Regions from separate parts of the Homo sapiens genome. Here all the other regions are linked to region 2. The links are chromatin loops, found by intact Hi-C in ENCODE. Cell type or tissue: endothelial cell of umbilical vein. All regions are shown on one strand.

The links. Peaks named below come from ENCODE experiments on the same cell type or tissue, not always from the same donor. Only the 100,000 strongest peaks of a DNase experiment are listed, where the experiment ranks them.
Region 1: a loop joins it to region 2, with 18 times the contacts of the local background. A loop is called at or near these places in 105 of 110 quality-filtered maps.
Region 3: it touches region 2 in a loop (9-fold over the local background); 8 of 110 quality-filtered maps call a loop at or near these places.
Region 4: a loop joins it to region 2, with 5 times the contacts of the local background. A loop is called at or near these places in 3 of 110 quality-filtered maps.
Region 5: a loop joins it to region 2, with 20 times the contacts of the local background. A loop is called at or near these places in 15 of 110 quality-filtered maps.

Annotation. Positions count from the first base shown.
Region 1 is chr17:34,197,689-34,202,688 of GRCh38, forward strand. No RefSeq gene overlaps it. Among named protein-coding and RNA genes, the nearest start is that of LINC01989, 17 kb to the left of the region's middle. In endothelial cell of umbilical vein, a CTCF peak has its summit at 2,427 (motif pointing right); a DNase peak (open chromatin) is centred at 2,443; H3K27me3 peaks cover 368 bases.
Region 2 is chr17:34,359,284-34,364,283 of GRCh38, forward strand. CCL1 (C-C motif chemokine ligand 1) reads right to left here and starts at 3,950. Exons shown (of 3, transcript NM_002981.2): 1 at 3,803-3,950; 2 at 2,502-2,613; 3 at 1,045-1,378. The coding sequence starts at 3,878. The coding sequence ends at 1,276. In endothelial cell of umbilical vein, a CTCF peak has its summit at 2,386 (motif pointing left); a DNase peak (open chromatin) is centred at 2,358.
Region 3 is chr17:34,252,878-34,257,877 of GRCh38, forward strand. It overlaps CCL2 (C-C motif chemokine ligand 2), which reads left to right and starts at 2,408. Exons shown (of 3, transcript NM_002982.4): 1 at 2,408-2,548; 2 at 3,345-3,462; 3 at 3,845-4,326. The coding sequence starts at 2,473. The coding sequence ends at 3,950. RefSeq lists enhancers at 1-186, 1,130-2,104, 2,105-3,079. In endothelial cell of umbilical vein, no CTCF peak of the experiment used is centred here; DNase peaks (open chromatin) are centred at 1,404, 2,114, 4,574 and 4,854; H3K4me3 peaks cover 1,762 bases; H3K27ac peaks cover 4,067 bases.
Region 4 is chr17:34,232,527-34,237,526 of GRCh38, forward strand. No RefSeq gene overlaps it. Among named protein-coding and RNA genes, the nearest start is that of CCL2, 20 kb to the right of the region's middle. In endothelial cell of umbilical vein, no CTCF peak of the experiment used is centred here; a DNase peak (open chromatin) is centred at 3,085; H3K27ac peaks cover 2,360 bases.
Region 5 is chr17:33,777,027-33,782,026 of GRCh38, forward strand. It overlaps a transcript of ASIC2 not described here. Among named protein-coding and RNA genes, the nearest start is that of ASIC2-AS1, 220 kb to the left of the region's middle. In endothelial cell of umbilical vein, a CTCF peak has its summit at 2,276 (motif pointing right); a DNase peak (open chromatin) is centred at 2,285.

The sequences.
Region 1 (5,000 bases), 160 kb before region 2:
TTAAATATCAATTCCGTCAATTTACCAGTTCAAAGCAATACAGTGAAAATCCCAGCTGATCTTTTTATAGAAACTGATAAGCTATATAATTCATTTGAAAATGCAAAGGACCTACAATAGTCAAAATAATTATGAAAGAAGAATAAAGTTAGATACTTTCAAACTGATTCAGGGGTTACTATAAAATTACAGAAATCAAGACACAAAGTGGCATGGACATAGTAAAATATATCAATGAAATAGAACAGAATTCAGAAATAGACCCATATATGTATGCTCAGTTGACTCTGTTGAAGGTAATTCAATGAAAAAAGATAGTCTTTTCAATAAATGGTGCTGGCTCAATGGATATATATTTGAAAACAAAACAAAACAAAAGCCTCACATCATACCTTACACTGTACATCATTAAGTAAAAATTTAAATCACAATTACAGTCATGCATTGAATATACCATAATGGTCCCATAAAATTATAATATTGTATTTTTACTGTACTTTTTTAATGTCTAGATACGTTTATATACATAAATACTTTCTGCTGTGTTATAACTGCCTACAGTATTCAGCACAGTAACACGCTGTATGGTTTGTAGCCTAGGAGCAAGAGGGTGTAGCAGTAGGCTATACCATCTAGGTTTGTGTAAATACACTCTATGACATTTGAACAATGATGAAATTGCCTAACAATCCATTTCTCAGAATGTATTCCTGTCATTAAGTGACACTTGACCATGTAAAGTTTTTAAAAGAAAACACAGGAGAGTATCTTTGCAACCTTAGTTAGACAAATATTTCCTGAAGAAGACATAAAAAACACTAATGAGAAGAGGAGAGGACAGGAGAGGAAAGGAGGAAAGAAGAAAAAAGAAAGAAAGAAACAGAGAGAGAGAGAAAAGAAAGAAAAGAAAGAAAGAGAAAAGAAAGAAAGAAAGAAAAAAGAAAAAGAAAGAAAAAGAGAAAGAAAGAAAGAAGAAAGAAGAAACAGAAAGGAAGGAAGGAAGGAAGGAAGGCAGGGAGGGAGGAAGGAGAAAAAAGAAAGAAAGAAAGAAAAGAGGAGGAGAAGGAAGGAAGGAGAAAGGGAAAGACAGAGAAAGGAAAGAAAGGGAGGGAGGGAAAAGAAAAGACAAGAAAAAGAAGTTGCTACATTGGACCTTAACAACACTGAAAACTTCCCTTTGAAGACACTAATGTGAAATTGAAAAGACATGCCACACGATGGAGAAAATACATACATCTGACAAATGACTTATATTCAAAATATAAAAGGAATTCTTACAAGTCAATACTAAAGAGGGCAAAATAACTCTAATAGCCACTTCCTAAAAAGACACACAGATGATCAATAAGCACCTGAAAAAATGATCAGCATTGCTAATCATCAACAAATTGCAAGTTCAAACCACGATGTGATGTAACTTCATACATTAAAATAGCTAAAAGTTAAACAAAGAAAACTAGCAAGCTCTGGTGAGCATGTGGACAATCGGAATTCTTGTAGTAGGTACGTAAATGGCATAATTACTTTGGAAAAATGTTTGTCAGTTTCTTACACAGTTAAACATGCATCTACCTGCGACCCATCAATTTTACTTCTGGAAATTCGCCCAAGATAAATAAAAACCACACAAAGGACTCACAAAGTTCACCCAAAGACTTATACACAAACGTGCCTGCAGTTTTTTGCACCACAGCATAAATCTGGAAACAGTCAAAAAATCTATCAAGAGGATGGATAAATGAATTATGTATTTATTCACTGAAATACCACTTAACAATAGAAGAAAACAAACTGCGGATACCTACAAAAGCATGGATAAATTTCAAAAACAATTTGTTGTGCTAGAGAAGCTAGACACAAAAGAGTGTATACTGTACACTTCCGTTTATATAAAGTCCTTGAAAGGGCAAAACAAACTATAGCAAGAGAAGTCAGATCAAGGATTGCCTGGGGTAGGTAGGAAGTGGTGAAGATTGACTACCAAGCGCCATGAGAAAACTTTGTGGGATAACAGAAACGTTCAATATTTTGACTGGGGCGGTGGTTCCACGTGCATATACAGTTGTCAAAACTTATCAATGTGTACATTTAAAGAGCATGCGTTTTGTTGTGTGAAAATAAATTGTATGTGAATAAATGTGATTTTAAAAAATAATAAAGTTCTCCACATATTTCTTAGGTCCCTTAAAGAGTGAGCACTGCTTGTCAGTGCCAGAGCCTCTGTCTCATTAATCTTTTAATCGCAGTCTATACAATATCTGGCACTTGGTAAGTGCTCCCCAGGTAGAGTTTGAGAGAAGGTAGGTCGGGAGAGCACGCATTGTTGGAGGGGTGTGAGGAGGAACAGAACACAAGCAGGACTAGACAAATATGCTCTTCTGCTAGAAACCTCTTTCACCATAAGGTGGCAGCAGAGAGCACCTGGCAATGTCTTTACCTACTTAATCCAGCAGGTGACAGCAGACCCACACTAACCTCTACACGAAGTTGCATTTTCCCCTCTCTTTCCTACGGTTACCACAATCTCAGCCCAGCCACTCCGCCAGGCAGAAAAGGGAGACTTAAATGGAAAAGAATAAGAACATACCCATGATCCCCATATATGACGGGCACTGTTCTCCATGCTTAATAGGCAACATGTAATTATACTTAATGTAATATCCATGCTTAATAAACAGTATTTCATTTCCATGCCCATCCTTTATCATGGGTATGATTTTCTTTGTTGTAAAGACAAGTAAACAAAGCTTCAGAGAAGGAGAACATGTTCCTAATCACGGATCTAGAAGTGATAGCGATGGAGTTTGAGTCTGCTTTTTCTTTCCATGTCATCCTGTCCAAACCTATAGACCAAAATGATCCATACAGAGGTTATGTATTGGTGTTCACTGCAGCAGTGTTCTAACTGCTCATGTGCATTAGCTCATGTAATCTTCACAACGAGTTGAGGTAGGAACAGTTGTTATCCCTATTTATTTTATTTATTTATTTATTTATTTATTTATTGTGTTTTTGAAACAGTGTTACTCTGTCACCCACTCTGGAGTGCAGTGGTGCGACCATAGGTCACTGCATCCTCAAACTTCCAGGCTCAAGCAATCCTCCCACCTCAGCCTCCAGAGTAGCTAGGGCTACAGGTGTCAGCCATTGTGCCTAGCCTGGTTATCGCCATTTTAAAGGTAGGCAGTGACACTGAGACACTGATAGGTTAATGAACTTGTAAAGTTCACATCATTAGTAAAAGCTGCAGCTGCCACTGGAGTTCAGGGTCTGACCCTGAACCTTAATCCTTCACTGCAGAACTAGCTACCAAGTGACCACTTTGACGAGCCTTGAGGAAAAGGCGGAGGGGGCTTTAGCACACACTCAGCTAACGAAAGTGTGCCGGTTCATTTCCCACAGCTCCACACAAACTCCCAGGGGTAGTAAAGAATAGCTTCTCCCTCCTCTGTGTCCCTGAGAAGTCCCAGGGGCATTCAGAGATTTACTGTCATCCCTGTCCAACCCATAGGAGTCTTCTAAGACCCATGCTTCTTCACCCATCTAGCCAGCCAGCCTTTATTGAGTACCTACTGAATGCCAAGCCTTAATTATGAAAACACAGAGCCTTTCTTCAAAGAGCTTTCATACTGAGGGGAAGATCACATGCAAAAGCAAGCAAAAGCAAAACTGCAGAGAGATACTTCTGCTGGTGACTAATTACCATGTGGATGGCGCAGAATTTCTGTCTAGTCAGGGAGGACTTCCTGTAGGAGGGGAGGTCTTCCACTGAGACTTAGAGGGTGAGTAAGGCTTGAAGAGATGGAGAAAGAAGTCAGGATACAGTCTTGGCCTGAGTGAAGAGGTTTAGTGAGAATAGAGAGGTCAGCTAGGCCAGAGGGAGGGTCTTGGGAGGAATAGCTGAAAATACAACTGGAGGGGTTGGTTGGGGGCATATTGTGGAAGGTCTTGAGGGCTCAGATGAGAGCCTTTTTGTATCTCTTAAACTGATGGCTTATGAATGGCTGGAAGCCATTCAAAGTGCATAGAAAGAGAGTGGCAAGAGGAAGCCAGTTCCTAGGAAATTAACATAGGCAAGCCTGTGCAAAAAGGAATGGAACTGGGGAGCCTGCAGGGGCAAGAAGAAGGGACCTAGTCCATGTGGAATGTTTCCTATGTGTCAAGTACTTAGTATTTAGCCTACGTTATGACAGCTAATTCTCCGTAGAGCCCTGAAAGATCTGTGCAGTTATCATCTCTGGTTTATAAATGACTAAAATGAGACACAGTGAGGTTAAACATGTTTCTCAAGGTTACCTGACTAAAACCAAAAAAGCTGAGTTTCAAACTCCCACAACCTAACACCAAAGCTCGCTTTCTTAACCACTATGCTCGACTGCCTTTATATCATGGGTCATGCAAAATCCAACCTAAGTCTAAGAGATATTTAACCTCATCTGAGACATCTATCAGGTTGGAAAACATTTAGGGCTCTTCCCTGAAAGATGCCACTGTGCTCAAAATAGGCAATGTCTCTAAACGAATAATTAGAGAGGCATTCTCAGTGTTAGAAGTGTGGAAAGCTGAGGACCATGCCTGGCTTGTGAATTCAGAGGCTATAGTAATAAATACTTGATAGTGTTTATTCTTTTAAGAGGCTGATGGGAATCACAGTGGCCCTCAGGAGAGAGAAGCCATCAGAGAAGGGCAGCAGTGGTGCCAATGCTAAACACCTCCATCATCTCTTCCTTGAAAGGCAGGGAGGGCATAAATACCTTGCTGCCACACTGGAGGCGCTCAGGAAGACCTGGAATAATTGGAGAGAAAGCACTCCTAAAAGCAAGTAGAAACTGCCTGCAGCTCTTTTGGTGTGGTTGGATGTGGTTGCAGATTTATCTGGCTTATCTTCTCAGGCATAGAATAATTGCTGTCCTGCAGGGCAAGCTCCGAAGAGATTTCCCCAGAAGCAAGCAGAGTCCTGTCTAAAGCAGAAATAGCCATGGCATAGCAGCAGCACCACC
Region 2 (5,000 bases):
GAGTCATCCAGAGGGAAGAATGGATGCCAGGAAGACTAGCTATTGGCTGTGGATAAGATGGAGTTGAGAAGGGAGGGCGGAAAACAGCCTACTGCAATAGTCCAAGCAAGAGAAAATAGGGGCTGAAGAAGGGCAGTCATGGGGGTGGAGAAGAGGAGGCAGATTAAGAAGACTGGGCCAGATGTGTGACATGTTGAATGGGGAATGAGGGAAACACAGCATGAGACCTTTGCCCTCTAAAAGTGATCTTTAAAGGCGTGCCAACCCCAAGACCTAGAAATACTTCCTTCCTTGGCTATTCTTCCTTGAATCACACGTTGTACAAATTGAAGCTTGTGATTGTCCCTTTTAAAGCGTTGGCCCTCCTCTTCCTATATGTCCACCAAGGGTTTATCCTGCTCTTCCCAAGACAGCCTCACTCCTCCAGATAAGCTGGGTGGGCATCTCAATCAGACCCAGAACCTACCCATGCCTGGACACCCACTGAGATCTTCCTCAAGAAGAGATGGGCACTGCTGACAACAGCAGGGCCTGTCCCCCAGATCTGGTACCACACTGCATCAGGCAGTACACTTGGCAATGTGGGACACCTGGAGGAGTTGTCCTAGGAGGCAACAGCTCTAGGCTCTAATGCCAGATCTGCCCCTGAATTGCTGCATCTCTCTTTAGCCCTCAGTCACCTCATCTATAAAATGGGTTTAGCAACATTTTACAGGCAGACAACCTCACATGATCCCCTCCAGCTAGGGCAGTTGTGATTTGGTGATAACATCACCCCCCAAGCCCTCTGGGCAGGGCAGGGAGAAGAAGAGTCCTGCACCCAAATGTGGATCCAGCTGTGAACCCCAGCTTTCTGTTCCACTGTACCACTCCTGGCAGCCAAATCTGGAGGCAGAGAATCTGCACCACCACCCTGACTCAAAGCTTACACCCCAGGACAAAGGCAGTCACTGAGAGCTAGTGAGTCACTTATTAGCCCAGTTCCCCTGGCACCAGGTGCAACATGTCTCCCTCCTCCTGACCCATCCTTCAGCCCCTGGCTCCCACCTCTCAATGCCAATCAAGTTTTCACTCTGAAATCCAAGAGACCCAGAGGGTTGGGGGTTGATGATTGTATAATTTAAATGTTTAAAGTGCAACAACATAGCTTATCAAGACCAAGCAGATCCTCTGTGACCTAGCAAAAGCAGGGCAGAAGGAATGGTGTAGGGCTGGTAGTTTCGGGGACAGGTGAAGCCATGTGGTTTCCAGAGCCCACAATGGAAAGAAATCTGCTCATTTTCTTTTTGACGGGCAGTGCCTCAGCATTTTTCTGTGCCTCTGAACCCATCCAACTGTGTCCAAGGCGCAGGCCTCTTTGCCTCTCTTCAGCTTGAATCTGTGAACAGAGAATAAGAGAGAAGGCTGAGCCACCCAAGCCACCACTGGGTGGGCAACGCACAAGCCCCGCCTCCTCCGGCTGCCAGGTCCCCTAAACTGCTCTTGCTAGGCCTTGGGCTCCCCTCTGTAAATGAAGTTGCTGCACAGGATGTGTGGTTTGCACGCTGGGGAACAGCCAAAGCACCAGGAGCTTATGAATTGAATTTCCTGGACCCCTCTCCTGGTTTCAATTTGGTGTATCAGGGTGGGGCTGAACAGCCTGAAAACATTCTGACGATTAGGTGAGATGAGAAATTCCCATCCTGGAATAGCTCTTTGCACCAACTTTAATGTTTCTGTGTCCATCTGGGGCCTTACTTGTTGCGTTGGACTCATGTGTTTGTGTGTGTGTGTGTGCGCGCGCCTTGTGTGTGTGTGGGTGTGTGTATTTTTCTCTTCTGATCTGTCTACTTCCTAAACTGGACTATTGTCCAATCTATAGACCAACTCTATCTCTTACTCTCTGGTTGATCTTAGACAAATATCTCTACCTTCCTGAACCTCACTTTTCATGATAACAAAAATATGTGCCCCAAGAGGATCGACAGAGAGAATATACATGAAAAAGCCTTAAAATACTGACTGGTTTGTGAAAGCTACTCCAATTAAGTTTGTAAAGACCCTGTGATACAGCTATGTTTATGACCCTTCACAGATAAGGAATACAGAAGGATACACAGACAATTCAGTACAAAGGAGTTACCTGTCCACGGTCACCCAAGACTATGGGTTCCAAATCCAGGGGCAGGAACTCATCCTGGTTCCCTTGCTCTTTCCAGTGCACAATAACCCCTCATGCTTTTGTTAAACCTCTGAGCTCATAATGCTGGGATACAATACTTGGCACCTTGGAGTTTCAGGAAACACAAGCCACTGCAGGAGCACAGATGCATCCTTCCTCACACCTGCTAGGAAGCTCAGCGCTCCCTCTAGCGCCCAAGTGTGGCTTGCACCCAGGTGCTGGCAGCTCTGGGTTTAGAAACCTTATTCTGGTAAAATACTGTCATCTAGTGTCTACTCTTGTAATTCCAGGCTGGCGGGGTTCTGTTCTCTAGGGAGAGATTGAGCAGGTGATCACTTACATTAAGCCCTCATTGGAGCAGATGGAGCTGGTATTTCTGTAACACAGGATTGCCCTCAGGGGAATCTCTTGCTCCGCAAATGAGAAGCAACATCTGGAGAAGGGTACCTGCACTAGAAGAGGAACACAGACGATGGTTTGCATCCATTTCTCAACCTCTCACCTGTAGCACAATTTTTAAAAAACAAACAAAAAAACGCCTCCCAGGACAAGCCCTGGCTTGGGGACCACATCCAGACGGTGCCGGCATAGCTCTGCCTCATCAGCCACCTTGTTCTGGGGCTAGGTAAAGAGTCAGAAGATTGGGGTTCAGATCTGAGCTCCCCGCACCCCAGCTGAGTGGCCCTGAGGAAGATGTGCCTTCACCCTGGCCCCAGACTTCCCATCTGTAAAATAAAACTTTTTGGAGCCTGGTTTCTAAAGGCTCATCCAGTTTTGGTATTTCACCACATGTGCATGGTTCTGCCCCAGTATTCATGTCCAAGGGCTCTGGACCCCACACCCTGGGGACCTGGTTAGTCTGATGCAGGACACAGTGGTCCACAGTTCACAGACCTGATCTGGGGAAGATTAGGAATTGTTCGAGGAGTCCAAACTGATGAGATGACAAGGGAAGAGCTCCCAGGAACTAGCTAGCTGCCCTACTCAGTCTCTTGAATCCCCTCCTGCCCTGGTCCTTAGCTCTTTCCCAGCCCCCAACCCCCACTCTGTCCATTTGTGCATTCTCCTCCCACACCACATCCCGCAAGAGACCTGCATTCCAATCCCAGCTTCTTCCTCCTAGTTTTTCTGTTTGCACCCCCTTTCATGCCTCTTACTAGGTTGGTATTCTCCAAACAGTCTTGGAGGGCAGACATCATCAACTCCATTTCACTGATAGAGAAAGTAGAGTTTGAGAGCTAAAGTGACTTGCCCAAGAGTGACCAATTGTTAGAGCCCGGTCTTGCCTTCTGACTCTACTTGGTGTCTGTCACACTGTAGAAGCTACACCCAGGCTGTCCCCTGGACCTTAGGCCTCCCAGCTTTACCCGAGTAACCTCACAGGTTCCCTTCCTTGGGTCTGGATGAAGCAGAGCCTCCTTGTACTGAAGCTGTCAGTTCAGTTCTCTGTGTTTGCCCCAACTCATGGTTCTCCTACTAGCCCTCACCCCAGCCTGTCCAAGTTCACCATTCCTCCTCTTTAGGTAGGAAGAGGGGAGATAGAGTTGGTGAGTTCAAGGAGAAGCCTGCTCCAACCCCAGAGTGGCTGACCACGTTTCTGCCCTCCCCAGAGAGAAGCAAAATGATGCCTGCCACACTCACTGCTCTTGCTGTCCACATCTTCCGGCCACATCCCAGCTAGCAGCAAGCACACCAGGGCTGTGGTGATGATCTGCATGTCTTCTGGTCTGGCTTGGGCCTTCCTGGAGCAGCTTTGATGAGCCTGGTGAAGCTAAGAGCTCACCACTGTGCCGTCCTGCAATGCTGAGGGCTTTTATTTGAAAAACTCCACCCAAAACTCCAGGCCATGGTGGGAGCCACAAGTGGGAAGCCATAGGGACAGGGAACAGTTGCTCACACCCAGCGACCATGTGGTAAACTCCTTTCCCCACCTCTCCTGGCTGGTATTCGTGGTGGTGATGGATTGATAGGTTGCATTGGGAACTTCCCTAAGTGTGGGAGCAGATAAGAATCTTGAAAAAGTGCGTGGGAACTGTCCTGGTTGAGTGGGAAGCAAAGAAAAGTAAGTGAGAGGAAGTGGCCTCTGTGTGGCTTGTCCAACCCTACGTCATTCCATCCAAGTACTACTGCTTCAGGGCAGAAGAGTCTGGACCTGAACAGAGATACACCTGCATTTGAATCCCAGTTCTGCAGAGGAGGGATTACATAAACTTACCCAAATTCATATTCACACAAAATGCAAATAGCAATACATGTCTCAAGGACGTGCGATAAGAATTAAATAACATTCTCTATGTCCAGTGACTGGCCTAGATATTTGCCATTTCTATTTTTTCTATTTTTTTAATCCTCAACAATTTTCAATAGCTTATTCTGTTCTAGGTCCTTGGTTAGCCCCAGAGAAGGCAGTTACCAATGAGGAGCACTGCCTGACCTCAAGCAACTTCTCTTCAATTCACAGATAAACAAGTGAAAGCCACCCAGTGTAAGCACAGAGATAGATGTGTTATGTTTGGGTTACAGAGAGGACTGAGAGCTACTCAGCAGCATCTGAGAGTCCTGCCAGGGGAATTTTCCCTTTTTGTTTTTTTTTTTCTAGAGTCTCACTCTGTCACCCAGGCTGGAGTGCAGTGGCACACACTCACTGCAGCCTCAAACTCCTGGGCTCAAGCAATCCTCCAGCCTCAGCCAGGGAATTTTTCCTTTTTGTTTTTTTTTTTCTAGGGTCTCATTCTGTTGCCCAGGCTGGAGTGCCATGGTGCAAACTCACTGCAGCCTCAAACTCCTGGGCTCAAGCGATCCTCCCGCCTCAGCCTCACAGTGGGTGGAACTATAGGTG
Region 3 (5,000 bases), 110 kb before region 2:
CTGAAGTAGAGACATGCTTCCAACACTCAGAAGCCTATGTGAACACTCAGCCAGCAAAGCTGGGAAGTTTTTCTCTGTGACCATGGGCTAATTGGTCTCCTTCTCTGGATTGTGGCTTTATCAGATAAAAACAAGTGGTCATGCCACAGGATGTCTATAAGCCCATTGATTCTGGGATTCTATGAGTGATGCTGATATGACTAAGCCAGGAGAGACTTATTTAAAGATCTCAGCATCTTTCAGCTTGTTAACCTAGAGAAAACCCGAAGCATGACTGGATTATAAAGGGAAATTGAATGCGGTCCACCAAGTTCATGGTAAAGGATGCACTAACTGATTAGAGAGAGGTTTCCCCTGATATGAGGAAAACTTCTTGGAAGATGAGGTGAGATGGCCTAGGAAGAAATTCCTACACAAAGTTGCACAGTCTCTAGTCCTGGAAACATTTTATTCATTGGATAAGAATGGATTGAGGCATGAGCAGAGGACTGAGACAAACACAGAGAAGTTTCAACACTGGTTGGGGAGAAAAGGAGTAACTAGTGAGATTCAGGCAGAACAAGAATAAGGCTCCTCAAGAGGCACAAGCAAAGCAGGGCTCGAGTTGATTTGTTCTCTCTTCATCCTGCTTTTTGTAATTCCACCAGAGTCTGAAATGGCCACTCCATAGAGTCTCTGCTCTGGGATTCTCCAGGAAACCAATATCCATCATGAGACATCAAGTCTAGTCCCAGGAAGAAGAGATTCTGGAATGGAAACATCCTGGGTGGGAGTCTCAGCACATCTACTATTCTGTCTGAGTTACTGGACAAATAACTTCAGTTTTAACCTAACGAAAGCTGGGTTGGTTGGAGGACTGGGCAGGCAGCGCTGGAAAGTATGTCAGCACCATACCTGACTCCCTGAATGCACTCAACAATGCCATTACTGACCACTTACTAGAAATAAAACAGTCATTTGTTGAATACAACCCGTTTCTTTTTACAAGTGTAGTGAAAAGTGTTTTCTTTCAAGAAACCCCATGCATTTATAGACATTGCCTCAGTGACCCTTTATGAAAGAAGTCACTAGTCTTTGTATGCCCATTGGGCAAGGGCACCGCAAGGCTCAGAAGGAGGAGGCAGTGGGCTAGGAGAATCGAGAGATCAGAATTTTAAACTCAGCCCAGCCATTAACATGCCTCAAGTACTCCTATCATATTTGTAAGAGACAACAGTTCACTGAAATGAATTCTAAGGTCTTTGGGTTTTTATCAGTGTGCTTCTGTAGTTTCTGAGGAAATCTAAGGCACAACTGAGGAATGAAGTCAGGCTTTCCAATTCCCGAAATACTCCTCCACTGCTTACTCATGTCCCTTGGAAATTAAGAAGGAAGCCAGGAGAATAGCTGCCATAACCAGGGATGAACTTCTTGTCCACTGCTGCCTGCTATGCTAGCAACAGCCTCCTAACTCATAATGACTTAGCCATGAGGAATGTTTCTAGATTCTCCTTTAGCTGTCTGCCCATTTGGAAGATGCTGAGGACAGAGAGAGGACCCAAGCAGGCAACTAGTTGGAGGACTTGTACACGTTTCCTTCCAGCAGTATGTCAGAGAGGTGGCAGCCCACTGGGGACAGGGCTGCCTGGGTTCTGTGCTCGAGGGGACCTTGAGCAGGCTATTTAACCCTTCTGTGCCTCAGTTGCCTGATCTATAACATGAAAATTAGCAATCCCTACTAGATAAAGTTGGGGAATTTACAGAGTTAATATTTGTAAAGGTCTGAGAATATTCCTGGCAGAGTAAGCACTCTGTGAGTATGACACTGGCATTTCTTCTGCAGCACTACATGCTGTCTATGCCTTTGTCCAAGTCTGAAACCCTAGAACTCTTAGAATTCAGTTCAATGTTTACACAATCCTACAGTTCTGCTAGGCTTCTATGATGCTACTATTCTGCATTTGAATGAGCAAATGGATTTAATGCATTGTCAGGGAGCCGGCCAAAGCTTGAGAGCTCCTTCCTGGCTGGGAGGCCCCTTGGAATGTGGCCTGAAGGTAAGCTGGCAGCGAGCCTGACATGCTTTCATCTAGTTTCCTCGCTTCCTTCCTTTTCTGCAGTTTTCGCTTCAGAGAAAGCAGAATCCTTAAAAATAACCCTCTTAGTTCACATCTGTGGTCAGTCTGGGCTTAATGGCACCCCATCCTCCCCATTTGCTCATTTGGTCTCAGCAGTGAATGGAAAAAGTGTCTCGTCCTGACCCCCTGCTTCCCTTTCCTACTTCCTGGAAATCCACAGGATGCTGCATTTGCTCAGCAGATTTAACAGCCCACTTATCACTCATGGAAGATCCCTCCTCCTGCTTGACTCCGCCCTCTCTCCCTCTGCCCGCTTTCAATAAGAGGCAGAGACAGCAGCCAGAGGAACCGAGAGGCTGAGACTAACCCAGAAACATCCAATTCTCAAACTGAAGCTCGCACTCTCGCCTCCAGCATGAAAGTCTCTGCCGCCCTTCTGTGCCTGCTGCTCATAGCAGCCACCTTCATTCCCCAAGGGCTCGCTCAGCCAGGTAAGGCCCCCTCTTCTTCTCCTTGAACCACATTGTCTTCTCTCTGAGTTATCATGGACCATCCAAGCAGACGTGGTACCCACAGTCTTGCTTTAACGCTACTTTTCCAAGATAAGGTGACTCAGAAAAGGACAAGGGGTGAGCCCAACCACACAGCTGCTGCTCGGCAGAGCCTGAACTAGAATTCCAGCTGTGAACCCCAAATCCAGCTCCTTCCAGGATTCCAGCTCTGGGAACACACTCAGCGCAGTTACTCCCCCAGCTGCTTCCAGCAGAGTTTGGGGATCAGGGTAATCAAAGAGAGGGTGGGTGTGTAGGCTGTTTCCAGACACGCTGGAGACCCAGAATCTGGTCTGTGCTTCATTCACCTTAGCTTCCAGAGACGGTGACTCTGCAGAGGTAATGAGTATCAGGGAAACTCATGACCAGGCATAGCCTATTCAGAGTCTAAAAGGAGGCTCATAGTGGGGCTCCCCAGCTGATCTTCCCTGGTGCTGATCATCTGGATTATTGGTCCGTCTTAATGACACTTGTAGGCATTATCTAGCTTTAACAGCTCCTCCTTCTCTCTGTCCATTATCAATGTTATATACCCATTTTACAGCATAGGAAACTGAGTCATTGGGTCAAAGATCACATTCTAGCTCTGAGGTATAGGCAGAAGCACTGGGATTTAATGAGCTCTTTGTCTTCTCCTGCCTGCCTTTTGCTTTTTCCTCATGACTCTTTTCTGCTCTTAAGATCAGAATAATCCAGTTCATCCTAAAATGCTTTTTCTTTGTGGTTTATTTTCCAGATGCAATCAATGCCCCAGTCACCTGCTGTTATAACTTCACCAATAGGAAGATCTCAGTGCAGAGGCTCGCGAGCTATAGAAGAATCACCAGCAGCAAGTGTCCCAAAGAAGCTGTGATGTGAGTTCAGCACACCAACCTTCCCTGGCCTGAAGTTCTTCCTTGTGGAGCAAGGGACAAGCCTCATAAACCTAGAGTCAGAGAGTGCACTATTTAACTTAATGTACAAAGGTTCCCAATGGGAAAACTGAGGCACCAAGGGAAAAAGTGAACCCCAACATCACTCTCCACCTGGGTGCCTATTCAGAACACCCCAATTTCTTTAGCTTGAAGTCAGGATGGCTCCACCTGGACACCTATAGGAGCAGTTTGCCCTGGGTTCCCTCCTTCCACCTGCGTTCCTCCTCTAGCTCCCATGGCAGCCCTTTGGTGCAGAATGGGCTGCACTTCTAGACCAAAACTGCAAAGGAACTTCATCTAACTCTGTCCTCCCTCCCCACAGCTTCAAGACCATTGTGGCCAAGGAGATCTGTGCTGACCCCAAGCAGAAGTGGGTTCAGGATTCCATGGACCACCTGGACAAGCAAACCCAAACTCCGAAGACTTGAACACTCACTCCACAACCCAAGAATCTGCAGCTAACTTATTTTCCCCTAGCTTTCCCCAGACACCCTGTTTTATTTTATTATAATGAATTTTGTTTGTTGATGTGAAACATTATGCCTTAAGTAATGTTAATTCTTATTTAAGTTATTGATGTTTTAAGTTTATCTTTCATGGTACTAGTGTTTTTTAGATACAGAGACTTGGGGAAATTGCTTTTCCTCTTGAACCACAGTTCTACCCCTGGGATGTTTTGAGGGTCTTTGCAAGAATCATTAATACAAAGAATTTTTTTTAACATTCCAATGCATTGCTAAAATATTATTGTGGAAATGAATATTTTGTAACTATTACACCAAATAAATATATTTTTGTACAAAACCTGACTTCCAGTGTTTTCTTGAAGGAAATTACAAAGCTGAGAGTATGAGCTTGGTGGTGACAAAGGAACATGATTTCAGAGGGTGGGGCTTACATTTTGAAGGAATGGGAAAGTGGATTGGCCCCGGTCTTCTCCACTGGGTGGTCTCCTCTGAGTCTCCGTAGAAGAATCTTTATGGCAGGCCAGTTAGGCATTAAAGCACCACCCTTCCAGTCTTCAACATAAGCAGCCCAGAGTCCAATGACCCTGGTCACCCATTTAGCAAGAGCCCAACCCCCATTCCTTTTCTCACAGACCCTGACCCCTGCATGCAATTCTTCCCTTAACATATTGCAACTGCCCCCTAACTGGGCTACCCACCCCCCAATCTGTACCTCTCCAATTAATACCCCAACCTGGAGTAATACAGACACTGCCAGTATTAGGAAATAAGGAAAGAGTTAATCACCATAGATAAGATGATTAGATTGAAGTTTCATAGAGATGATGAGACCTGAACTTATTATTTATGAATGAAGAAGGCTTTTCTAGGAAAATTATAGGATCATTAAGAAAGGAGAAGGAAGAGTGGGAGCAAATACCTGGAGGTAGAAATGGTGATGATGTGTACATCAAGCAGGGAGAAAACCAATGAACCAGATGCGAATTCGGGCCCACACCAATGTCAAGGGAT
Region 4 (5,000 bases), 130 kb before region 2:
TTATTCCTGGGCTTACGTTGAGCTAAATTTGGGAGACATTTAATTTATAGTTTAAGTGATAATAGGCCTTCCCCACATCTCAGCTACTTTGTAAAGTTAATGAGAGACCACCAGGCTAGGAGGATAGAGGAGTCTGAATTCTGCTAAAGTGTAGACATAAATGATTGCCAGCCATTATTGCAGAAGTCACAGGATATGCAACTGCCCCAGTAACTCCTGCAGATAACATCACCATTGTAGAACCTAAGATTGGCCTTTTGAGATGTCTTTTCAGATTTTTTGGATGGCCAATGGCTCCACCTAGACCCACCAATTGCTCCTGTAATTTTATCTGTGACTCAAGCAATTAGTACTCCCCATACGCTAGCCCCCTGCCCACCAGACTATCTTTGAAAAGACCCTTGCTGGTCGCGATGGCTCACACCTGCAATCCCAGAACTTTGGGAGGTCAAGGTGGGCCAATCGTGTGAGCTCAGGAGTTCAAGACCAGCCTGGGGAGCATGGCAAAACCCTGTCTCTACAAAAAATACAAAAATTAGCCTGGCATAGTGTTGCATGCCTGTAGTCTCAGCTACTTGGGAGGCTGAGGTGGGAGAACCATCTGAGCCTGCAGAGGTTGAGGAGGCAGTGAGTTGTGATTGCGCCACTGCTCTCCAGAGTGGGTGACAGAATGAGACCCTGTAAAAAAAAAATAATGAAAGAAAGAAAGAAAGAAAGAAAGAAAGAAAGAAAGAAAGAAAGAAAGAAAGAAAGAAAGAAGAAAGAAAGAAGGAAGGAAGGAAAGGAAAGAAAGAAAGAAAGAGAGAGAGAAAGAAAGAAAGAAAGAAAGAGAGAGAGGAAGGAAGGAAGGAAGGAAGAAAGGAAGGAAGGAAGAGCAGAAAAGAAGGAAAACTCCTAGCCTCCAAGCCTTCAAGGAGATTGATTTGAGTAATAACTCTGTCTCCAGCGTGGTGTGGTCGGCCTCGCATCAATTAAACACCTTCTTTGCTGCAATGTTCTGGTTTCTGTGCATTGACTGTGTCTGTGCAGCATGCAGGAAGAACCAGTCCAGTGGTTAAAGACCCCTGAGTGAGATTGGTGCTGACAGTCTCTCTGAACACTACCCCCGAACTGTATCTTTCTCCCTCTTCTGAAACAGAGTCCTTCCAGTGATCCAACCCAGGGTCTGTTCTGGCTGGAGAAGTGCCCTCCCCTCTGGACTTGTCCAGGGACTTCTGGCTCCCAAGAGATGGATGTGAATTTGTTCCTATGTCCCAGGCCCCTAGCTTCCTACTCCCTCCCTCTGCTTCCCAGTCAGATTCAGCCACCTCATACTCAGTAACAGTTTTGAGCAGAGTGTCACCCAGGATACCCAGACCCACCACTGTGGCAAGTCCTAGCAGGTGCAGGTATAATGTCCCCTTTGCAACTTACTAAACATGTGACTTTCCTTCCCCATACCGCCACACTCCCGCTCTCTGTCTTGCGCGCACACGCGCGCGCACACACACACACACACACACACACACACACTGAGAGTCTGCTTCCTCCTCTATGAAGTAAGGTAGCTGGTGTTAACATTCTTGTGGCCCTATCATTAGTAAAAGACCTTTCTCTGTTTCTGTAATCAAATACCTCTGGGATCCAGCTCCTGCATGTTGGGCACTGGGTGCTGCCACTGGAAGGAGATAAAACACAGGGAGGGTGGCCCCCTGGGAGGGTTATAGGGGCCACTGCAGTCCGTCTCTGTCTTCTCAGGTCATTTCTCAGAAACATGCCCTTGGCTAGGTCTTTGTAGGGGGCGATAAAGCCAAGCCGAGGATATAAAGTGTGGAAACAGCAGTGCCAGACATATCTGCATACTCATTTCTCCCACAGACACACACCCATGGAGCCAGATGACTGATGGAGACTGATGACAACAATAACAATTAACATTTGTGGATTACCCTGGGGGCCAGTCTAAGGGCTTAACAAGTATTTATTTAACTTACTGATCCTCACAACAATGCTAGGAGATAGGGACTATGACTATTCTCATTTTACAAATGTTGAAACAGAGGAACTACAAGGCTAAGTAAATTGACCAGAGTATATAATATCATAAGTGACAGAGCTGGGGCTCAGACCCTGGAAATCAGGTTCTAGAGGTTGCTCATTGAAACTTTTAACCAGACAGAGAGCTTCAGACACATGCAGGCACTCACACACAGCAGGACTGGCTTCTTCCCGGCATTAGGATGGGAAGAAGGGGCCCATCCAGCCTCCCTCACCATACCTGGCCATGGTTGGCCCCAGCACCCAGCACTCTACCCACAAGGGTATCTATAGGGGAGGGGCTTGTCTCAGCAGAGGTACACAGATATTCACACCCTAGAGCGCCTACCATTCCCACCCTTAGTCCCTGGGAAGTAGAAACCAGGACAAATTCTCTCACACAAGTCCTTTGAAAAAGGCCTACTCACGCCTGTGGAGACATCTGACCACAGGGCCAAGTCTTATCCCAGACAACCTCTACATTCTCCAAAGCAGCCATCTCTTTGACCTTGAAAAATCAGGCAGTAATGTACTCTTTTCAGGGTAACACTGAGGCTTAGATGAGATGCTGTATTTAAAGCACGTAACACAGGGCTGTGCACACAGTAGGAGCCCAATAAATGAGGCACTAGTATGATGCCACTGCTATAATTAACTGAAAGCACAGCTGAATGCAGAGATAGACACCCAGACAGGGTGTTCCTGCAGCCTCTCTGCATCAAGACTGGCTAGGGGAAGATGTTCTGGAAAGCAGGCCTGGAAGGGTTTTGCTCAGCTAAAGCTGACCTGGGAATCAGACAAGAGGAACAGAGGCAGGGGGAAGGAAGGAAGATATTAGTCCAGGGCAGGGGCTGAAGTGTCCCGAGGGCCCTTCTCTTCACTAATTCCTGATGAAACTGGAGCTGGAAATTCACCGCCAAACTCTGAGGACTCTGGGAATGCCCCTCCCACCTGCTCCCTTTTCCACATTTTCACATGGCCAGATTCCCTGTATGCTCTGAGCCTTCAAGATAAAGTCAGTAATTTCCTCCCAGGCCCTGAAAATGGGAAAGTCCCAGCTATGTTGATTGTCCCTACAAGGCAAGACAAAGCCTGTTTACAGGCCTGACCTCTGAGCCCTGAAAGCAGGTCACACTGTGGCCTCTTTCCAACCCAGCTCTGGAGCTATCCAGCAGCCATAGGAAGGCCTGCCAGCTACATCCTTCATCCTCCCAGCCAGGCCTGCAGTCATTTGGGAAGTCCCAGGGATTCTCCCCACCCAGAGAGATAAACGAATTCTTCCCGGGTACTCCAGTGGAGCTTGGCACTTGCTAGAATAAGAGGGAGGTCAAACTGCCCTCAGTGTGAGGGCATCACTTCTGCAGCCTTTGTTTCTGTACCCCTAAAAGAGCAGAAATGAGTGACTTCACAGAGCTGTGGACTCAGATTTCACAGATCGAGTGCAGAGCAGGAAGTCAGGGGTACAGGGACTAACTGCGAGCTCATACCTTGTTGGAGGAAGCAGCCTCACCATCCCCACAATCCATATATTCTTCAGAGGGATGGCCAGGCCATGTGGGCAACCAGGCTGGTCTACACCCCCAACTTGGAGTGGGAAGGTCCAGGACCGCCCCCCAGGCTTGACATCTCTCCAGCTCTCCAGCTGTGCAGTCTTCATCAAGGCTTAGCCTCTCTGGGCCTTCATTTGCTTGCCTGCTGACTAGTAATGACTGAACCCTGAGTTGTGAAGCAGCTAAGGCCTGCGACACCCCTGCCTCTGTGCCTGGCAGGTGGGTCCCCATCAGTGTGTGCCATTCTCCCTCATACCCTAACCCTGGGTCTTACTCTGCTTGCTGCACCAACTGCCCTTTCATCAACTCCTCTGCCCACCAGCAGCACATTCATGTGGTTTTTCTGAGAAGATTCCCTTCTGTTTTGTGAAATAGCCAGCAAATAGGGGCTGTCCTGTCCCAGTAAAAGGAATTACTCCAGCCCCAGGGCCTTTCCCCACGTTAACGTGAAGATCTCTATACAGCCACACAGAGGGCCTCCAAAGAGGCTTCTCTTACTCAACGTTCTTCTAGGGGACAGCAGTCAAGCCCCACATTCCCCATCCCCCAAGTTCTGCCAAGAGCCACAGCTGGGCAGGACAAGACCGAGCCACATTTCTCTTGGGACTTCCTCATTACTGCTTATCACAACCTTGGCACGCCAAGCACACCATGCCATCAACCCACTATACCCCAACTCTGCCATGGTTGCTCAGCCTGGCAAGGCCCAAGTCTTCTGCACTACTCCAGCTGCCCTCAGCAGAATGTGTGTGTCTTCAGAAGGTCTTTTTGCCAGGGCATCAGCTCCATTAATCCCCATGGTGTGCTAATAGGGGACAATCACTCTGCTAAATACCCCATGTCAATAAATATATAAGGCAGGATACTCTAATCCATTGTTATCCCAGACCAGAACATTAGGCAGCAATGAATCACTAGCAGAGAAGGCATTCACGTTTCAATTATCTTTTAATCTTTCTGATTCCATCAAGAAGAAAACCTTAGTGCTTATACTCGCCAATCTGTCTCTCTGTCTGTCTGTCTCTCTCTCTTCAGTGAGAGAGTAAGCTTATAAGCTCAGTACTCAGTACACCAGGCAGGCAGCTGCATCAAGTTTGAGTCAAAAAACAAGTTTGTTTTGATTGTATCTATGGCAGGCAATACTGCTTCCAAATTTGTAACAGTTATACATTTCTTTTTAAAATGAATTTATTTAAGAAAAAAATGAGTCATTTTACATAAAACCACTAAGTATATAAGTGAACAGTGTTGCAAAGACTTGTCAAAAATCTCAAAGGTAGAATACCAAAATTGAGAATATGCTTTAGCTGAAAGGCATGCCACAGTAGTGAGAATTCCAGGCCCTGGGACTGGCTGGTAGACAAGGTGTTTGGGACACAGAGTTCCTTAATTTCCTTTCAAATCGCAGTTCCAAGGTTGCCATGTACCCATAGG
Region 5 (5,000 bases), 580 kb before region 2:
TCTGCCTCTTGGGCATGGCATCCACAGCCCATGTAAGCTGGCACCAAGCCAATGTCTGCCTCTTGGGCATGGCATCCACAGCCCATGTAAGCTGGCGCCCGCTGATCCCCTTAGGGTCACCATCTTCACCACCTATTCATTTTCTATCCTGTAATTCCTGAATTCCCTGAGCTTCTCAGAATGAATGGCACTTCTGCCCCTCTGGGCTTTTGCCTGCATCCTATCTGCCTGAATCGTTAAATGAATGAATGAATGGGGAAAAAGAGCATGTGTATAAGCCATAATGGCTTCCAAAACTATTATCACCAGCCTTCATCACAGAATAATTTAATTGGTTCCTCATGATGGGTCATGATGAAGGCAGCCAGGAGTATCTTGGGATTCTGGTGTGAAGTTGCAGGGACTTCTTTTGGGGCTTAATATGATTGATGTGATACAAGCCCTGGAAATGAGGCTGCCAAGGAAAGTCCCCACCTCCCTCCCAGCCCACCAACCCACCATGACACATCTGTTTGAACAACTGGGCTGCAGACTGAGCTCAAGCAAAAGTCATGTGGGAACCTGGTTCTAGTGCACAGAGAGGTTTGACAAATTGCCATTTGGACACCTGAATTCAGCCTGCTGTGCGGTAACTGAAGGGATGCTTCCTGGCTTCCTATCTTTGACTAGAAAATGAATGTCCAGGTTAATTATAAGCTGGAAAAAAGATTACCTGATGCATAATGTCCTTTGTGATGTTATTAAAAGTCCTCCCAGGTAGCAGGTGTGCGGTTATTATCGTAACAAGACAATGGGGTGGCACCAAGTGCTTCTCTCCTTCCTCAAAGTGGACCTTGATGACACCTCTTGCAGGAAGCCTTCAGTGATTACCTCTTGACTTCCCATTGCCCTGCACTGACTCAGCTCAGCCCTGCTGACTCTCATTTCCTTATTTCCACGATGGGCTGTGTGTCAATGTGGCCCTTCTCAGGATAGCACTATCAATGACCTTACTCGTGGGCCTTCCGCTGGGAAATAGGAGGAGGCTGTGTGTCCTCAATGTCCCCTTGGTATCACTGCTGATTCACTGAGCTACCTTGTGAGGGGATGCACTCATCTCAAGCCCATCTCCTCTTTTCTAAAATGGAGGTGAGTTGCTCCTGTCTGAGATCTCAGGGGGAATTGAAAAGAGTTTGGAGATCCTCTGTGAATACTTATAAAAAAAGCTCTTGCTTCAAAACTAGAAGCATGAGTGTAAAAAAGAAAAATATGGATGCTGAACACACTGGAACCAATACATCCAAAAGAACACAGTCCTTGTCAAAGTCGTGCCTGTACCAGCCACACCTCATCCCCTGCCCTTGCTTGCTTACCAGGCTTTGAGAAACACCTTTTAGCTAGTTTATCAGCAGATAGGCAAAAAAACAATTTTGTGCCTTGGATTCATACCTTTAAAAAAACCCTCAAATCCCATTATCCATTGGATGATTTGGCCCAGAAAGACTGTTTCTGAAAATCAAATTCACCTCCTGGGGATAAACACTTGTCACCACTGAGATAATTCAAGAGCTTATCTCCCCATAAATTTATTCTCCTCCCTCAACAGGCGGCCTGATATCATAGAAGGAGTTTTAGAATCAGACCAGAATTCTGACTTCTTCACTTCTCTACTGGGTAGCATTGGGCAAGTGACTCAACCTCTCTGAGCCTCGACGTCCTCTCCAAGATAAGATGGGAAAGAGTAACTAAACGCACAGGGTATTGATGCACGTTAAGTGAGATAATGTCTAGACTGCATAGTGGATACTCATGAAGTATTAGTCTCTCTCTTCTTCCCTTCCTCTGAATCTCACCAAGCTGGCCCCTACTGGGTAGCAATAGGGGCAGGGCGCCTAGGGTATTCTAACTTATGCTATGTTTAAGTCATCTTGTCCTTATTTTGCTCATCCCCCTCCTGGCATCTTAAGTGCAGGGCCTTACTCATGTCTGTATCCCTTACAGTGCTAGTGTGGTGCTTGGCACATAGTAGGTGCTCAAAAAATCTGTTTCATTGAGTCAAATATGTCATAGGGGCCCAGACCACTTTTAATAGAAGAATAAGCCATGCAGGACGGCCATGCAATCAGAAGGATGCCATTCCAGGGTAATAAGTAACTATTGGCAGTCATTTTGTAAACACATTTGGCTTCCCAGGGTGTCTGCTTTGAACCTCTTAGAATTCTGTTAAGTTCTGTTGTTCCTTAAAAAAAAGATTAACTCTGCCTGGGGTGCAGTTCTTCAGCTGCCCTCCAGATGGCGGTGTTCAACACAGATTTATCTCAACCGCTCAAGCCCCTGGGAACTCAACACAAGAAAAAAAAAATCTCTGTTTTATTATCAATGCATTAAGAATGAATTTATCATCCCGGCTCAGCAAAAGTCTAGTTATTCTGTAAGAAGCTTTATCCCTAGCTAACGTGCAGCTTAATCAGTTCAGTTAGATACAAAGCCAGCTAGGGCTTTTGTCCCGTGTTCAGAATGAATAACCTAGTGCTCTCAGAAGTTTCAGCTTTCCTGGCAGACAAACCTAAGAAACTTAGTTTCTCTCCGGGATCCTTGGGCTGGGGGTTGTGGGGAAAGTGTGGGAGAAATAATATATGCAGAAAGTTCTATATCCTGAAGTGAGGGGGAGGGATGATGGATTATCCCGCAAAGGGGTTTTAGTGGGATAATAATAACAACAGCAAAACAACAGCAGCAGCAACTAAGGTTCACTGGATGTTTACCGCATGCCAAGCACCACTCAAATGCCTGACTATTCCAACTCATTTAATCTTCGCACAACCCTATGTGGCAGGGACTCTTGCTATCATAGTTTTATGGATGATGAAATTGAAATCTAGAGAGTGAGTGAATTGGACATTGTCCCATACCTAGTGGGTGACAGAAGTAGCATTTAGACCCAGGTCTGGCTACAGAAGCCTTTTTTTTTTTTTTTTTTTTTGAGACAGAGTCTCACTGTGTTGCCCAGGCTTGAGTGCAGTGGCATGATCTTAGCTCACTCCAACTTCCACCTCCCAGGCTCAAGCAATTCTCCTTCCTCAGCCTTCTGAGTAGCTGGGAACACAGGTGCCCGCCACCATGCCTGCCTAATTTTTGTATTTTTGGTAGAGACGGGGTTTTGCTATGTTGCCCAGGCTGGTCTTGAACTCCTGACCTCAAGTGATCCTCCTGCCTTGGCTTCCCAAAGTGCTGGGATTACAGGGGTCAGCCACCACACCTGGCCTGGAAGCTATGGTCTTAACTGCCAGGCTATGCTGCCTCCCCTGGGTGGCAGACCACAAGTGGGCTGAGGATATATACTCCATACTTCTGAACATCTTGAACCACCAATGCCCACCCCATTGTAGCCACAGTGTTCCCTAGCCCACAAGCAAGAGCAAGAAGTAGAAAAGCCCAGTGCAAACCCATCCCTGTCTTGGGGAAACAGTGCAAAGCACACACTACACCTACTCCAGGTGTAATAATATAGGTTGTTGGAAGAACACCCAAGTTTTACAGCCAAAGGGACCTGAGTTTGAATCCCTATCCAGTCAATTTCTTGGATGAGTTACTTAACACCCTAGAATCTCAAATAGTAGGTGCAGTCCAAAGGTGGGAAAATCCGGCAGTTGCAAACTCTCAGGAATCAGCAGTTATGTGGCGGGCACTGTCCCCAGAACCCAGGTACCAGGAGTCAGCTCAGGTTCTGCTCCCAGGCAGTGGAGGACTCTGAGCAGGGAAGGCGGGAGGGCCCTTCAGGGAGCAAGACCTGGTCTGCCAGGGTGGTCATTGACTTAACAGTGAAGTGCTTTTGTGTCACTCAGCCTAGATATGACTCTTGGGCTCTTCTCTTTATCAGCCATATGACCCAGGCCAAGTTGTTTAGCTGCTCTGAGCCTCAGTTCTCTCATCCATAAAATGGATGTGATAAGTTAATGTGTGTGAACAGCTTGGCACAGGGCCGGGCTCAGGCCATGTGAGGATCGGGGGTAATGAGCATGCAGAGGCATGATGATGAATCGTATCCTGAAAGGAAACTCAAGGCATACAGAGGGTCGCCATCACTGGGTTGGTGTGGAGGGGGATGGGGGTGGTTCCCTTATCCTAAACCTTTCTCCCAGCCCTGCTTCCCAAAGTGCCCGCGTTTAATGTTTGCTAACAGCCACGCAGCTTAATCTTCACTGCCTGCTGCTTTCCTGTTAGAAATGACCAAAGCTTTGCCCCTGTGGCCACTGGACCATGCTAAAGAGCCCGAGACGCCTCTCCACAGCATTTCTGAGTGGCTGGCTACGTGTCTTTTTGTTTTGCTCAGGTGTCTGTGTGTGCATTTCTTGGAATTGCTTTCTGGAACACTAAGATCAATATTGTCTCTAACATTGGTCTTGAGAGATGCTGGGGACAGCGCAGGATGATGGAGTGGGTGGGATTGGGAGGCAGACATAGAGGGGTGAGGTAGGGTGAACAGTCACTTCCATCGAGCCCATTCACCAAAAGTGGATCCTTGCCACCAGTGTTGTAGTAACAGTAATGCATTTGGACATGATAGTCATGAAAACCATGATGGAAAGGCTTTCAAGGACACAGAGCGAACACAGGAGTCAGCCCTGCTCCACATAGAATTAAAGCATCTGAAGTCAGCTGTGAGACAAATGGAGAAGGTGGCCCTTGAATACTGCTCCTTTCCCCCACCGCTGACAGTCTTTGCTGTCCCCACCTCCCCTTCCTGATTTCCCAGTCTCCCACATAGGAGCAAGGGGCTTTCCATGGACCCAGCCTTAAAGACATAATAAGGCATCCTTGATTCTTCCTTTACCTTCCTATAACACCCTGTTCGTCAGAAATTCCTTTTGACTCCACTTGTAGATATAACTTGAGTGCCTCCCATTTCTTCTTCTCTGGCCCAGCTCAAGCCACCGGTGGCTCTCTTATAGATTTCTGTAGGAACCTCCCCTGCATGGTCTCCCTGCCTCCAATCTGGCCTCTTGCAATGCATTCTCCCA